Linked DNA regions of Homo sapiens: region 1 is linked to region 2. A link is a loop called in an ENCODE intact Hi-C map of the cell type or tissue named here. Cell type or tissue: heart right ventricle. All regions are shown on one strand.

Region 1 (8,000 bases), 430 kb after region 2:
TCATCAGAAATAGTAAAAAATTGCTATTTTAAGTCACTAAGTTTGGGGGTATTTTGTTACACAGCAATATGCAACTGAAACAATCCCGTATTTATGCTACAAGGTTTTTCGTTGTTGTTTTGTTTTGTTTTTCCAAGACATAGCCTTGCTCTGTCACCCAGGCTGAAGTGCAGTGGCACGATCTCAGCTCACTGCAACCTCTGCCTCCTGGGTTCAAGCAATTCTCCTGCCTCAGTACAGGTGTGTGCCACCATGCCCAGCTAATTTTTGTATTTTTAGTAGAGACAGGGTTTCACCATGTTGGCAAGGCTGGTCTCGAATTTCTGACCTTGTGATCCGCCTGCCTCGGCCTCCCAAAGTGCTGGGATTACAGGCGTGAGCCACCGCACCCGGCCTGTTTTTTTTCTTTTCTTTGTTTTTTTTTTGAGATGGAGTCTTGCTCTGTTGCCCAGGCTAGAGTGCAGTGGCGCAATCTCAGCTCACTGCAACCTCCGCCTCCCGAGTTCAAGTGATTCTCCTGCCTCAGCCTCCTGAGTAGCTGGGATTACAGGTGTGTGCCACCACACCCGGCTAAATTTTTCTGTATTTTTAGTAGAGCCAGGGTTTCACCATGTTGGCCAGGCTGGTCTTGAACCCCTGACCTCAAGTGATCCGCCTGCCTCGGCCTCCCAATGTGCTGGGATTACAGGCGTGAGCCACTGTGCCCAGCCTGCTACAAGGTTTTGAAGCTCACAATTAACTCTCCAACATCAATTTTACTGCTTCCTCGCTGTGCCATTTGAGGAACTGACCCCAGTCTACAGGTTCCCCTGATTAGTTTATGCTAGTAGCTCTCAAAGTGTGGTAGCATCATTGTCACCTGAGAACTTGTTAGGCAAATTCTCGGGCCCTTCTCTGGACCTACTGAATTCAAAACTCGGGCCAGCTGGGCGTGGTGACTCATGCCTGTAATCCCAGGACTTTGGGAGGCTGAGGCAGGCGGATCACAAGTGCAGGAGATCGAGACCATCCTGGCTAACATGGTGAAACCCCATCTCTACTAAAAAAAATAAAAATAAAATAAAAATAAAATTAAAAAAGCCAGGCATGGTGGCAGGCGCCTGTAATCCCAGCTACTCTGGAGGCTGAGGCAGGAGAATGGCTTGAACCTGGGAGGCGGAGGTTACAGTGAGCCAAGATCATGCCACTGCACTCCAGCCTGGGCGACAGAGCAAGACTCCGCCTCAAAAAAAAAAAAAAAAACAAAAAAAACAAAAAAAACAACTCCAGCTGAGGCCATCATCTGTGGGGTCTGATACATCCTTCAGGTTATTCTGATGCGTGCTCATGTTTGGGAACCACAGGTGTCTGTACCAGTCACGGTAATCCTATCCCTCCTTGCTAGTGACAACGAAAATGAGTGATGGAGGAATAAGTCTCGAATCATTGCGGTTTAGCAAGGCAGCTTAAAGGGAGTGCCCAGGAAAAATGCGAGTCACAGAAGCATCTGTGGCTGTTTTTTCCAAAGAGGGTCTCAGGAGGTTTAGCATTTATACATTTTCCTGAAGAAAGTGGGGCAGGGCATGAGACAAATGATTACATACTTGTGAGACTTTAGTTGGTGCTCATTTTTCCTAAGATAAGGTGAACATTTGAAGAAAAAGGGAATAGAGGAAGAAGATGTCTGAGGAGGGGTGAAGGTGTCTTTGTTCTGTACCTGGAAAGATAAACTAGTAGTCTTTTGAAAGGGCTGGTTTCTGTTTAGCCCTGAGGGAAGAAAACCTAATAGCTGTTATAGAGGTAGGGGGTATAATGAGGCGTGTCCAATCTCCCATCCCCTCATGGCCGTGAATTCAGCTTGCAAGATTCCCTTGGCCAAGAAGGGGTCTGTTCAGTCAGTTAGGGGCTTGGAATTTCATTTTTATTTCTTACTCGTGATTGACTTAGGAATCTAGGCTCAAGCCAATCAGCACATAGCATTCCCTTGATGTCAGTTATTAGTTTGTGGTTAAGGGAGTGGCCCTGTGTCTTTGTGGCAGCCATTCTGACTATGAAGGGAGCCAGGCTTAAAAGGCAGCTGACACTGAGGATGGAAAGCAGAGATGCAGAAAGAACCTAGGTCCTTGACACCAGGGTTCAATCAGCCTGTCCCATCTGTGAACTTCCAGTTACATAGGCCAATACATTTCCTTTTTGGTTAAACTCATTTGAGTTGGCTTTTCCGTTAGTTGCCGCTGAAAGCACGCTACCAGATACAGTAAGCATTATAATCCCTACTTTTACACAGGAGAGATTAGTTCAGACAACTAGGAAGCAGATGCGCTAGGATTTTTTTTTTTTTTTTAAGACAGAGTCTTGCGCTGTCACCCAGGCTGCAGTGCAGTGGCACGATCTCAGCTCACTGCAACCTCGGCCTCCTGGGTTCAAGCGATTCTTCTGCTTCAGACACCTAAGTAGCTGGGACTACAGGTGCACACCACCGCACCTGGCTAATTTTATGTATTTTTAGTAGAGACGGGGTTTCACCATGTTGGCCAGGCTGGTCTGGAACTCCTGACCTCAAGTGATCCTCCCACCTCAGCCTCCCAAAGTGCTGGAATTAGAGGCATGAGCCACTGTAGCCGGCCCATGCTAGGATTTGAATCCAGGTCTCTGTTGTTAAATCCCACTTTTATAATGAAGCCATCAATGGTGAGATTTGTCCCTTTCTGGAAAGTAGAGGGTTTTGGTGAGTTAGGGTACTAAGACTACAGGCGGGCAGTGGGCATCAGACAAAAGAAGGGATACCATGGAATGAGGAAAAGGTCGGGAGAGAGGAGGGAGGATGCATACAAGACAAATCACTCCTGCTTAAGTCTTTTCTGGGCCGGCCCCAGGCTCTGGTATTTCTTTATGTCCTTAAATCAAATGACGTCCTTTCTCTTCTCCTCTTCCCCAAAATGCAAGACCAACACTGGAAGAGTGGAAAGCCAGTGTTCCTTTGAGGAGGAGGCTGATTGGTCCAAGTAGTTCTATAAACTGCATCCACCCACATCACGCTACTCCAAAGACACTTTATAATCACAAAAGAAACAATCCGGAAGATTCCAGTTGTCAATGCAGCTTGAATTGTAGCAGCAGCAGACCTTGCCCAAAAACATATAACATGGCATAAAGTCAGGATTGTTATAACCTTGGGGATCCCAAGGCTCCGTGCTCCCTCCGTGGATGCCAACGTTTGCGGGGGCTCGTGTCTCTGTTCCGCTACACCGCTGCCTCCGACGCAGGTCTGCTTCATCTCTCCCACCACGTTTCCTGCCTCCTCTGGTGCCCCCCTCTGACAGTCATGTGGCTAATTTTAAACCGTAATCTGAAGCCCAGAACCGGGAAAGTCCCATGGTCCGAGGGTGGCCACAGCTAAAGGACACTCGGGAAACATGACAAAAGGCTTTGGAGAAATGAGGCAAACAGGAAGGGGACAACTTTCTCTCCAGTGAGGATCAAGAGTTTAAAATAAGAGCAGAACATCCTTGTTAAAAAATACTGCAAAGGGCTTTGTGCTAACTTGAAACTGATTGCTAAGGGAAGCAGATAGTAAGTGGAGCACTATTTTAGTACTAGGAAGGGACACCAGTAAGAGGACAGTCCTTCTGATGAGGTTTAATTATATAAACTAATTTCTTTTCTTTTCTTTTCTTTTTTTTTTTTTTTTTGAGACAGAGTCTTGCTCTGTTGCCCAGGCTGGAGTGCAGTGGCCCGATCTTGGCTCACTGCAACCTCTACCTCCCAGTTTCAAGTGATTCTGGTGCCTCAGCCTCCTGAGTAGCTAGGACTACAGGTGCCCACCACCACATCTGGCTCATTTTTGTATTCTTAGTAGAGACGTGTTTCACCATGTCGGCCAGGCTGGTCTCAAACTCCTGACCTCAGGTGATCTGCCCGCCTTGGCCTTCCAGTGTGCTAGGATTACAGGCATGAGCCACCACGCCCAGCCTATATAAACTAATTTCATCCTCCTAAGGACCACATGAGATAGGTATTACTATTACCCCTATTTCACTGAGGAGGAGACTGAGGCACTGAGAGGTTAAGTCATCTGCCCACCGTCATACAGGGTTCAAACCAAGGCAGCCTGGCTCTGGAGGGCACACTCCTTGCCAGGACACAAGGCAAGGAGTCCTGAGGAGGAGGAGTCCATGTTAGCTAACAAGGAGTTCATGTTAGCAGGGGTAAGCACAGAGAAGAATGGATGGGTCCAGACACCTTCTCAGAGGAAGTCAGTTTTGATAAAAAATGAAGATTGGCCGGGCACAGTGGCTCATGCCTGTAATCTCAGCACTTTGGGAGGCCGAGGCGGGAGGACTGCTTAAGCCCAGGAGTTTGAGACCAGCCTGGTGCAACATAGCAAGACCTTGTTTCTACTAAAAATAATTTTAAAAATTAGCTTAGGTGTGTTCCTATGATCCCAGCTACTCAGCTGAGAGGCCGAGGCAGGAGGACTGCTTAAGCCCAGGAGGTTGAGGATGCAGTGGGCCTTGATTGCCCCATTGCACTCCAGCCGGAACTACAGGAGAACTGTCTCAAAAAAGAAAGAAGAAAAAAAAAAAAGATGGAGATTCAGGGCAATGTTGAGAGTGAATGAGAATGAGTTATATTAAAAAAAAAAAAAAAAGGAAAAAGATTGCCCTTTTTGGTCTCCCTCCCTCCCTCCCTCCCTCCCTCCCTCCCTCCCTCCCTCCCTCTCTCTCTCTCTCTCTCTCTCTCTCTCTCTCTCGTTCTTTCTTTCGACACGGTCTCACTCTGTCGCTGGAGTACAGTGGCGCGATCATGGCTCCGCCTCCTGCGTTCAAGGGATCCTCTCCCTACTGCCTCAGCCTCCTGAGTAGCTGCAACCACAGGCGTGCGCCACCATGGCTCGCAATCGTCCCGCCTTGGCCTCCAGGGTTTGGGTTACCGGCGCGAGTCCCCGCGCCTGGCCTCGGTGGCTTATGACGGCCGTGGGGCGATGCGAATTTGCTCACGGAGGGCCCCGTCTTTGTGCGCTTCAGTGTTAGCGCTCCTGGATGCTAGTCCCGGGGCCTGTGTGCCCCGAGCTCCAGGCTGGACGCGCCTTGGGATCAGAGTTGCGGGGCTCAGAGGACGGCGGAATCGCTGGGCTCGCCGTCCTTAGTTCACCGATGAGGTACCTGAGCTTCGCGGAGATTTTGTGGGGCCCGGACCAGAACCTCCACGCTCCGGAGTCTCAGCCTAGGGTCCTGCGGCCACCCAACAACTCCCTGAACGACCTGGCCCAGCGGCCTGAGAGGGCCGGGCCTGCGACAGGAAGCCCGCGGAGAGGCCAGGAGGCCGCCTCAATCGCGGGGTTCTGAGCACACCCGTCTTGCCTGCCTGGGCCTGGGTCTGTCCGGAGTTTGGGGGAGCAGGGAGGAGGTCGCCAGGGCTCTCCTCTGGCGCGGGTGTCTTGGGGTCCCCGGGTCCAAGCGCTGAACCTCCCGCCTGGGGCCACGAAGCTGTTGGTGGCGCCCCCTTCTGGCTCCATGCGGACTCGTTCCCTGGAAGAAGCCTCCCTGTGGACAGGGAGCCCCTGCCCGCCACGCGCGACCGCCAGCCCGCACCCGCTGCAGGGGGCAGTGAGCAGGCCCTGCCCTGCCTTAGGAACCACAGTGCAGCTGGGCATACGCTCATAAACGGATGATTGCATTTTATTATTATTTTTATTTTTGAGACAGGGTCTGGCTTTGTTGCGCAGGCAGGAGTGCGGTGGCGCAATCTCGGCTCACTGCAGCCCCCAGCACCCAGTTTCAAATGATTCTCCTGCCTCAGCCTCCTGAGTAGCTGGGACCACAGGCATGCGCCACCATGCCTGGCTAATTAAAAAAAAAAAATTTTTTTTTTTAGAGATGGAGTCTGGCTCTGCTGCCCAGGCTATAAACTATGATCTCAGTTTCTCTCCTTGTGCTGATCAGAAGTAGACTTTGCCCCTTGTTGATCATTTTAAACGTAGGGATGATGACTAGATTGTTTCACTTCGTCATCACTAAATCCTTTTTTTCCTTTTTTTTTTTTTTTTTTAGACGAAGTTTTGCTCTTGTTGCTCAGGCTGGAGTACAATGGCGAAATCTCAGCTCACTGCAACCTCCACCTCCCAGGTTCAAGCACTTCTCCTGCCTCAGCCTCCCGAGTAGCTGGGATTACAGGTGCCTGCCACCACACACTGGCTAATTTTTTGTATTTTTAGTAGAGACGGGGTTTGCCCACCTTGGCCAGATTGGTCTCGAACTCCTGACCTCAGGTGATCCACCTGCCTTGGCCTGGCAAAGTGCTGGGATTACAGGCATAAGCCATTGCGCCCAGCCTAGTAAATCCTAATAAAAAGTGATTTGGGTTTTAACAGCAACCAAAGCATTTTCTTCTAAGGGAGAGGAGTCAGGAGTCATGGAAGGGGACCCACCACGGCGTCATTTGGACCCCAGGCTGGGCCTTCCAGCCACCATCTGTGAGCTCTGCAATGAAGCACAACATTCTCTGGCTTGGGTTCTTCATCTGTATATTGAAGATGTAGACGGATAGATGATTTCGGAGGTTCCTTTTAGCGTTACTACTTGCTTTTTCTTTTTTAAAAGAATGGTGCACTTTCTGAAGTTGTACTTTTTTAATGTCAGCTTTATTGAGACATATTTCAACACACAATTTACCCATTCAAAATGTGCAATTTAATGGTTTTTAGTATATTTACTGAGCTGTACAACTATCACTATGATTGATTTTAGAACAGTTTCATCACCTCAGAAACAAATCCTACCTGATTAGCAGTCACCCTCTATTTCACCCGAAGTCCTCCAGTTCCAGGCAACCATAAATCTACTTTTTATCTCTACGGATTGGCCTATTCTGGTGGCACTGTCTCATAGACACAGAAACACACCATCGGCCAGGTGAGGTGGCTCAAGCCTATAATCTCAGCACTTTGGGAGGTCAAGGCGGGCGGATCACTTGAGCTCAGAAGTTCAAGACCAGCCTGGCCAACATGGCGAAACCCCTGTCTACTAAAAATACAAAAATTAGCCGGGTGTGTTGGTGCGTGCCTGTAATCCCAGCTACTCTGGAGGCTGGGGCAGGAGAATCGCTTGAACCCAGGAGGTGGAGGTTGCAGTGAGCTGAGATCATACCACTGCACTCCAGCCTGGGACACAGCAAGACTCCATTTCAAAAAAAAAAAAAAAAGAAACACACCACCACCGGAATAGGCAAATATACCTTACATTTTTAACTCAGAAGAAGTTGGGGTGAAAAGATGGTGTGCCCTCCAAATGTCCCAATTTTTCCTGTGCTTTTTTGGGATCTGAAGTCCTGCTTTGCTGGAGAAGAGTAGGAGACACTCTTCTGGACTCCATTGATAGCTGAGAGCAGGCAAGAAGGGTTTTATGCAAATAAAGCGCAGATTTTGGATGAGATGTGAATGCTCGCAAGGGCCTGGTCAGGATTTGGGTAGCCCAACATTCTGGGGAAGTTTTTAAAAGTTGCTGAAATTTGTTTTACTTTTTCATGAAGTGTTGCAGATGGTCAACTTGGATGATTAAGAATGAGATATCCCAGGCCGGACGTGGTGGCTCATGCCTGTAATCCCAGCACTTTGGGAGGTAGAGGCGGGCGGATCACCAGGTCAGGAGTTCGAGACCAGCCTGGCCAACATGGTGAAACCCCGTCTCTACTAAAAATACAAAAATTAGCCAGGCGTGGTGGCAGGCTCCTGTAGTCCTAGCTAGTTGTGAGGCTAAGGCAGGAGAATCGCTTGAAACCGGAAGGCAGACGTTGCAGTGAGCAGAGATCACGCCACTGCACTCTAGCGTAGGCGAAAGAGCAAAACTCCGTCTCAAAAAAAGAAAATAAAAAGAATGAAATATCCCAGTTAATGATCTTGTCACAAAAGAAGGGTACTGAAAGCTGGGCTTGGTGGCTCACGCCTGTAACCCTAATGAGAGGTGACAGCGTGCTGGCAGTCCTCACAGCCCTCGCGCGCTCTCGGCACCTCCTCTGCCTGG
Region 2 (8,000 bases):
CTGTCTTCATGTTGAGAAGCCATTAAAGTGAATGTAGTAAAAATCCCATCACAGCATAATTGGTGAACATATACATTCAGATAGTTCATGGGTCAAACCACATCTCCAAAACATCTGAAGAGAGACAAACCTGGATGGTCCTGGACACTCATTTCTTCTTCATTGTGGTAATTTGGCAGAAAACTGGCTCAGCAGGTCTGTGTTAACTCAGTCAGATAGGCAGAACCACCTCATCACTGTAAATATTTACAATATTAAGGGCATGGAGATCAGTCTTTATTGGAATGTTGGTCACAGCGCATGTAAACCTCTATGCCTGGTCTAAGCTGAGGGATAATTCGATTCCAGGGATGGCATGCACTCTACTACTTTCTGCTTGTATGTTTTTCCTCTAGTAAACCCAAGCTTATACCTGTATCACTTAACACAGTGGTGTGTTTTCATGGCCCTTCCTGAGCATGCATAACTGTACCCCAGAAATATGCTGTTACAGAGAGGAGACATTGGTTCACCTGTCAAAACGGGTGGCATATGTCTTACGTACATGTGATTATAGACTTCCAATACTGTCCTGGTATATAGAAACCTCTGGCTACAGCCATAGGTTTCCTAGTGCGTATGGGGTCATTTAACAAATAATGATTCCGTTAACCACTGATACTTGTCTGACCTCGGCCCTGTCTTCTCTTTTGCATGAATCTTTGATAGTTCTAGTGTCAAAACAGTAGGTACAGTCAGCGGGGTAGAAAAGCAAACTCTATTTTCAGTGAAACTAGAAAATAATATGTCAAGTAGGTGGAGAAGTTTCCAAAAGCAGTGGAAACCAAGCAGGGCACGTGTAGGAAAAGGCAGAGAACGAGAGAGAGGTCCAAAGCTACAGATCTCAGAAATAGCCAGCAAAACACACACTTCTCAAAGGTGAGGGGTTTACCTTGAGAAGCAATATGTATTTCTGTTGTGTGCCATCTTGGGAATAGAACAACCAGGCTGGTGACAAGGGCATCTCACAACCAAGTTAGATTCTGTGATGCAAAAAACAGGTCACTCTTCTAAAGATAACAATGATCAAATCTGGACGAAATATAAAAAACAAGTACTTGCAGGTGTTTTAGTGTAACCGAGAGCAGGTGGATTCTTGTGGGGTGTTGAGCTTTGGAAGAATGGAACAGCACCAGGTAAGCTTCCCATTTTCAAAGCCACTGGTGGGCTCACCCCTTGGCCCTGGGGGTGTGGTGGTTGTTTGCAGGGGCTGTGCCTGAAGCATGGGCCTGCGGTCTGGGGTACCTGTACACATGCACAGGAACTCCCAATCATGGAGGTGGAGGCAAGAGGAGAAGGAGGGCGATGGAACTGGTAGAAAGTGAACAGTTTCCGTATTCCCTTCTCTTCTGTATTGTGGAACGGTATGTATAGATTGGTATTGTCTCTTCCTTGAATGTTTGGTAGAATACACCAATGAAACTATCTGGGTCTAGAGTTTTCTTTGTGAGAAGGTTTTAAACTTTACATGCAATTTCTTCAATAGATAGAGGCTATTCAGGAGATCTGTTTCTTCTTTATTAAGATTTGGTAGTTTAGGGCTGGGCGCGGTGGCTCACGCTTGTAATCCTAGCATTTTGGGAGGCCGAGGTTGTTGGATCACTTGAGATCAGGAGTTCGAGACCAGCCTGGCCAACATGGTGAAACCCCGTCTATACTAAAAATTTAAAAAGTTAGCCAGGCATGGTGGCAGTTGCCTGTAATCCCAGCTACTCAGGAGGCTGAGGTGGGAGAATTGCTTGAACCCGGGAGACGGAGGTTGCAGTGAGCTGAGATGGCACCATTGCCCTCCAGCCTGGGCGACGAGAGCAAAACTCCATCTCAAAAAAAAAAAAAAAAAAAAAAAGATTTGGTAGTTTAGGTCTCTGAAGAAATGTTTCTATTTCATTTAAGTTTTTAAAAGTATTACATTAAATTCAGGAACACAATACATTGTTATTAACTTTAGTCACCATTATGGACAATAGAACTCTTAAACTTATTCCTGCTGTCTAAAATTTTTTACCCTTTGACCAACATCTCTCTAACACCTACCCACCCCAGCCCCTAATAACCTCCATTCTGCTCACTGCTTCTATTAGTTCAATGTTTTGAGATTCCACATATAAATGAGATCATGCAATATTTCTCTTTCTGGGCCTGGCTTATTTCACTCAACATAATAAGTCCTCCAGGTTTATCCATGTTACTGCAAATGGCAGGATTTCCTTCTTTTTAAAGGCTGTACATATATGTACCACATTTTCTTTACCCATGAATATACCCATGATTGGGATATTTCTCACACTGTGAGCTTAGGAAAACTTCATTCCTAAACAGTGGTTGGGATTGTGCCTCCACCAACTGACAGTAGATGTTTATCCATTAATCTCTTGCTGTACACTTGAGTTGTTTCATGCATTGGCTATTGTAATTAATGCTGCAATGGAGATAGGAGTGCAGACAGCTCTTCAGCATACTGGTTTCCATTTCTGTGGATATATACCCAGTAGTGGATTGCTGGGTCATATGATAGTAGAAAAAATTTTAAGAAGAAATATGCCCAAGTAACAATGCATTTGATAAGCGCAACCCAGGTAAGACACAAGAAATGTCATAGAAGTTAAGGTACTCCCTGGAGTGTTTAGAGAAGGCACTATATAGGAAATAGCATTTGAGCTGTGCAGTGAATAATTTTTATAGAAAAGAGTGCCTTTTCAACACAAGAAAGAGCAATCACTAAAACGCAAAGGCAGGAAATGACAATGTGTATGTGGATGATGGGAGCCAGCCTGGCAGCTGTGTTGGGGTCATGAGAGATAAGGCTTGGAGCTGGCAGGGTGGGTTGCAGGAGGCCCAAGGAGCGTGGGCCAAGCATGGGCTGTGGAGAGATGACTCAGAGCAGAGAGAGCCTTTGAACAATGGATTTCCATGACCTGTAAAAGGGAGAGGCTTGGAGGCAGGAGTGCCTCTCTCGAGGTGCTAAAAGCTTTTGCAGAGGGTGGGAGGGGTTGGTTTGAGCCACTGAGAGGACTTGAAAAAAGAGAGGTCACAGCTACTGGGGGCCTTAAGTCTCTGGGAAACTGGGGTACAGAAAACCAAAATGAGAAAGTCAGAGAAGAGTAGCTTTGAGAATTGGCCATGCCGGGCGCGGTGGCTCATGCCTGTTATCCCAGCACTTTGGGAGGCCAAGGCGGGCGGATCACAAGGTCAGGAGATCGAGACCATCCCGGCTAAAATGGTGAAACCCTGTTTCTACTAAAAATACAAAAAATTAGCCGGGCGTGGTGGCGGGTGCCTGTAGTCCCAGCTACTTGGGAGTCTGAGGCAGGAGAATGGTGTGAACCTGGGAGGCGGAGCTTGCAGTGAGCAGAGATCGCGCCACTGCATTCCAGCCTGGGCGACAGAGCGAGACTCCGTCTCAAAAAAAAAAAAAAAAAAAGGAGAGAATTGGCCATGTTCAGAAGCCTGCTTGAGGTAACATAGAGCAACGTTTGATGTCCAGGCATAGTGGCTCATCCCAGCATGCTTTGGGAGGCCAAGGTGGGAGGATCACTTGAAGCCAGGAGTTTGAGATCAGCCTGAACAACAGAGACTCTGTCTCTACAAAAAATAAAAAATTTAGCTGGGTATGGTGGTTGGTTACATGGCTGTAGTCCCAGCTGCTTGGGAGGCTGAGGCAGGAGGATTGCTTGAGCCCAGGAGTTCCAGGTTACAGTGAGCTATGCTTGTGCCACTAACACTTCAGCCTGGGTGACAAAACAAGACTGTCTGTAAAATAATAATAGAATTTTTTTTAAAGGAAAATAAAAAATATTCCATGAAAATGTCCAGAAATAGTTATAGATTATAAAAATGCAGTGCTATTATGTTAAAGTCACTGTGAAAAATGAATTCTGGGATATTCAATGAAATCCTAAACAAAGTCCATACAGGTTGAGCACCCCTAATCTGAAAATTGGAAATCTGAAATGCTACAAAATCCAAAACTTTTTGAGCACTGACATGATGTCACCAGTGGAAAATATTACACCTGACCTCATGCAATGGGTTGCAGTCAAAACATAGCCAAAACTTTGTTTCATGCACAAAATTATTTAAAATATTATATAAAATTACCTTCAGGCTATGTGGACAAGGTGTATATGAAACATAAATGAATTTCATGTTTAGACTTGGGTCTCATCCCCAAGATAACTCACTGTGTATACACAAATAATCCAAAATCTTAAAAAATCCCAAATCCAAGACACACTTTGTCGCAAGCATTTTAGATACGGGATACTCAACCTATATTGCTAATTCCCCCCAGATGAGGTTAGATTTTGCTGGTCTTGTGGCAGAAACTCGGCTTGGTGTAATTCTCAATGGCAGCAGCAGAGGGCAGCAGCAGTAGACGGTTGGGATACTCCTCACACCGAGTTAAGGGAAACTTCATTCCTTTATGAGGTTTGGGATTCTGCCTCCACCCACTGACGGTAGATGTTTCCAGATGCTGGGGAAGAGACGACTGGCCCTGGCTTGCCAAGTAAACCGCAGTTTCATCTACACCTTCCAGATGGAAATACTGAGCAAAGCAACAGGGATCGCCTTATTCCACGAAGCAAAAAGAATAATAATAGGCCTAGCACGGTGGCTCACGCCTGTAATCCTAGCACTTTGGGAGGCCGAGGCGGGCGGATTGTCTGAGGTCAGGAGTTCGAGATCAACCTGGGCAACACGGTGAAACCCCGTCTCTACTAAAAATGCAAAAAATTCGCCGGGCATAGCGGCGTATGCCTGTAGTCCCAGCTGCTCAGGAGGCTGAGGCAGGAGAATTGCTTGAACCCAGGAGGCGGAGGTTGCAGTGAGCTGACATGGTGCCACTGCACTCCAGCCTGGGTGACAGAGCGAGACTTGTCTCCAGAAAAAAAAAAAAGAAGAAGAATTAAAGGCATTGAGTGCCTATTCTTCTAAGAGCTGCATGCATATTATGCCATTTAATTGTCTTAAGAATCTGGCATTATTATTACCATCCACATTTTATTGTAAATGAGTTTAAGTGGAAGCAACTTATAAATGGTTGCTATCTGGCTCCTGAGTCCATTGGTTTAATTAACCCTTCCACTGTATTACCTGTCTACAAAGTTTTGTTATTCGAGTGTGTATACGTGCACACATGCTCTCTGGTGCACAGAGAGTTTTTGTTAGCTTATTTAGATTTTGGGGAAAGGTGAAGAATTTATGCGTGTTTTCATCTCTTCTTTTTTTTTTTTTTTTTGAGACAGATCCTCGCTCTGTCGCCCAGGCTGGATTGCAATGGTGCAATCTTGGCTGACTGCAACCTCTGCCTCCCAGGTTCAAGTTATTCTCCTGTCTCAGCCTCCTGAGTAGCTGGGATTACAGCTGCCCGCCACCATGCCCAGCTAATTTTTGTATTTTTAGTAGAGACAGAGTTTCACCATGTTGGCCAGGCTTGTCTTGAACTCCTGACCTCAGGTGATCCACCCGCCTCAGCCTCCCAAAGTGCTGGGATTACAGTCACGAGCCACTGCACCCAGTCTTCATCTCTTCTTTTAAACCAAAACACTGTAAGGCGTGAACAACATACTTTGCTGGAGCAGTGCTCTTTCAAGTGCGGTCCCCTCTCTGGTGCTGTCCATGAGCTGTTGGTCAGGGGCCTGTGAGATAAGTACAGAAATCGAGAGCATTTAGATACTTTGATAGCAGTTTGACAGATTCATTTTATGTCTGTTGAATCTCATTATGAGCTTGTATTTTATATGTCTTTTTCATTTGGTTTTTCTAGTAACTTGTGGCTAGTTCCTTGCCCACAGGATTGCTCAAGAAGCACTGCAGTTGAGTTTATAACACACATGTAAAAGTCTAGAGGATTTTAGATAGTTCCTTTCACAGGGGAAACGAAACCCAGCACAATTATTAAGACATGGAGGGTTGCTCCTCTAAATCCTCCAACAGCTTCACTGATTGTCAAGATTAAAATACAATAAAGAGGGAGAAAGTGGCAGAGAGGGAGGAATGGGAGAAGAGGAACTTGAGGAGGGACAGTCTTGACAACTCTCGCGGGAGGACTTGGGCTACGTCACTGCGATGAGTACAGGAAAAGCACAAAATTAAAAAGAAGCAAATGGAATAAGGAATACTTTTTCTAAAAGAAAACCAAAACAAAACCCTGCTCTTAGATATGACTGCTGCACCTTTTGCATACACATTTGATACAGCAAATGATCCTGAAGTCCCTGTACTAGGCCAGGCTTCCACATTGATTTATTCCATTCACTCATACAAATCAATACTTGATTTTCAACAAGCTGCAAGTCAGAAGTCGCCATTGAGGGTGGGGTGAGGTGGCTCACACCTGTAATCCCAGCATTTGGGAAGCCAAGGCAGGCAGATTACTTGAGCTCAGGAGTTCAAGACCAGCCTGGGCAACATAGAGAAACCCAGTCTCTACAAAAAATACAAAAAATTGCCTGGGCATGGTGGCGCACACCTGTGGTCCCAGCTATTCAGGAGGCTGAGATGGGAGGATTGCTTGAGCCCAGGAGGCCAAGGCTGCAATAAGCTGTGGTTGTGCCATTGCACTCCAACTTGGGCAACAGAGTGACACCCTGTCTCAAAGAAACAAAAAAAAGTCACAATTTAGGAATAAGAAGAAAAAAAGTTCTTTTAGGAGAAGTAGCATGTCTTAGGGAAAAACAAAAATCAAAACAATAAAGGAACTTGTCACGGCAAATGAAAAATTTTAAAATGGGAGGGAGAGTTTGTTAGAGTGAAGGAGTCAGGGGAAGCAGCATTGTTTGTTCATGTGCAGGCGCGCGCTTTCTCTGAAGATATAAACTGAAAAATGACTGGCTCGGTTTTGACTCTGGAGTACTTCCTTAGTGCACAGAGATAAAGGAGATGTCCAACTATATAATATGATTTGCCAGGCAGTCTTACCCAGTTGCCCCAAATCTTTCTTCCCTGCCCCTCCTCTGTATTTAATACCATTTCCTTGGCTTAAGGCTCTCTCCACTATTAAAAAGCCAAAGGAAGGAGTAATACATTCAACCAAATGGATCATTTGGTATGAGTTTACCAGATCCTCTCCAGAGAGCTTGATTTGATAAGAAGGATAGAGGGGACTGGAGGGGGCTCTGGACATTCCTTCTTCAGCAAACATTTGAGTCCCTACATGCCAAGCACTGGGAACTCACGCCCCCACCCTCAAGGAGCTTGTGATCTACTGAAAGAGACGTGAGTGAATCCAGAAAACCATGCGGAGATCCAGCGCTTTTGTGTGCACAGTAGGTGGTTACATAAGGGTTAGAGAAGAATGCATTCAGACTGTGAGAGGTAGTAGAATATGAGAAAGAATTAACTCGCTAATGCATACATGGGGGATTTCAGAGCAATGGGAAGCCATTGCTCAGATAATGCCAGGAGGTGGTACAACTGGAATAAAAATAGGAACCTGAGACCCTGCACACCAGCCAGTCTTGGGGGTGTGGACACGAAGCCCGGGATGATGTCAGGCTGTTCTGATTTGGTTCCCATTGGAGCCTATTAAGACTGATTAAGGACTGTTCACTTTGGAAAATCACATTTTGACTTCTATCCCTTCACAATTCAGCTCAAAACCAATGCTTAATTCAAGTTCAAGTCAGACTTAGCTCCCTCCAAATTAGTCATTGTCATTTTCATGACATAAAACTGCATTTTGGCAACAGGGCACAGACACATTCCACCTCCTCAATGTGCTAGTTAAGCAAAATACTAACTTCTCAATGCCTCATTTGTCTTTTCTGTAGAATGGGCATATTGGCACTACTTGCCTCACAAGGTTATCATGAGGATTAAAATAAATAAACCCATAAAGCACCTATGATTACTTTGATTGCTAATCCACGGCCGATGGTTTGATGACCTGAGGGGCTGTTGGGGTGGGAAGGCCTCTTCTCTCACTGCGCATAAGAAGGGCTGGGATGAGAGGGTTGAAG

The links. Hi-C counts contacts between places; a loop is a spot of excess contacts. Peaks named below come from ENCODE experiments on the same cell type or tissue, not always from the same donor. Only the 100,000 strongest peaks of a DNase experiment are listed, where the experiment ranks them.
Region 1: a loop joins it to region 2, with 7 times the contacts of the local background. A loop is called at or near these places in 7 of 110 quality-filtered maps.

Annotation. Positions count from the first base shown.
Region 1 is chr6:13,764,381-13,772,380 of GRCh38, forward strand. No RefSeq gene overlaps it. Among named protein-coding and RNA genes, the nearest start is that of MCUR1, 46 kb to the right of the region's middle. RefSeq lists a silencer at 808-907 and enhancers at 3,313-3,372, 4,716-5,216. In heart right ventricle, CTCF peaks have their summits at 3,297 (motif pointing left) and 5,491 (motif pointing left); a DNase peak (open chromatin) is centred at 3,271; H3K4me3 peaks cover 1,007 bases; H3K27ac peaks cover 1,368 bases.
Region 2 is chr6:13,332,273-13,340,272 of GRCh38, forward strand. No RefSeq gene overlaps it. Among named protein-coding and RNA genes, the nearest start is that of TBC1D7-LOC100130357, 7.7 kb to the left of the region's middle. RefSeq lists a silencer at 5,815-5,924. In heart right ventricle, a CTCF peak has its summit at 4,391 (motif pointing right); a DNase peak (open chromatin) is centred at 4,429; H3K27ac peaks cover 2,236 bases.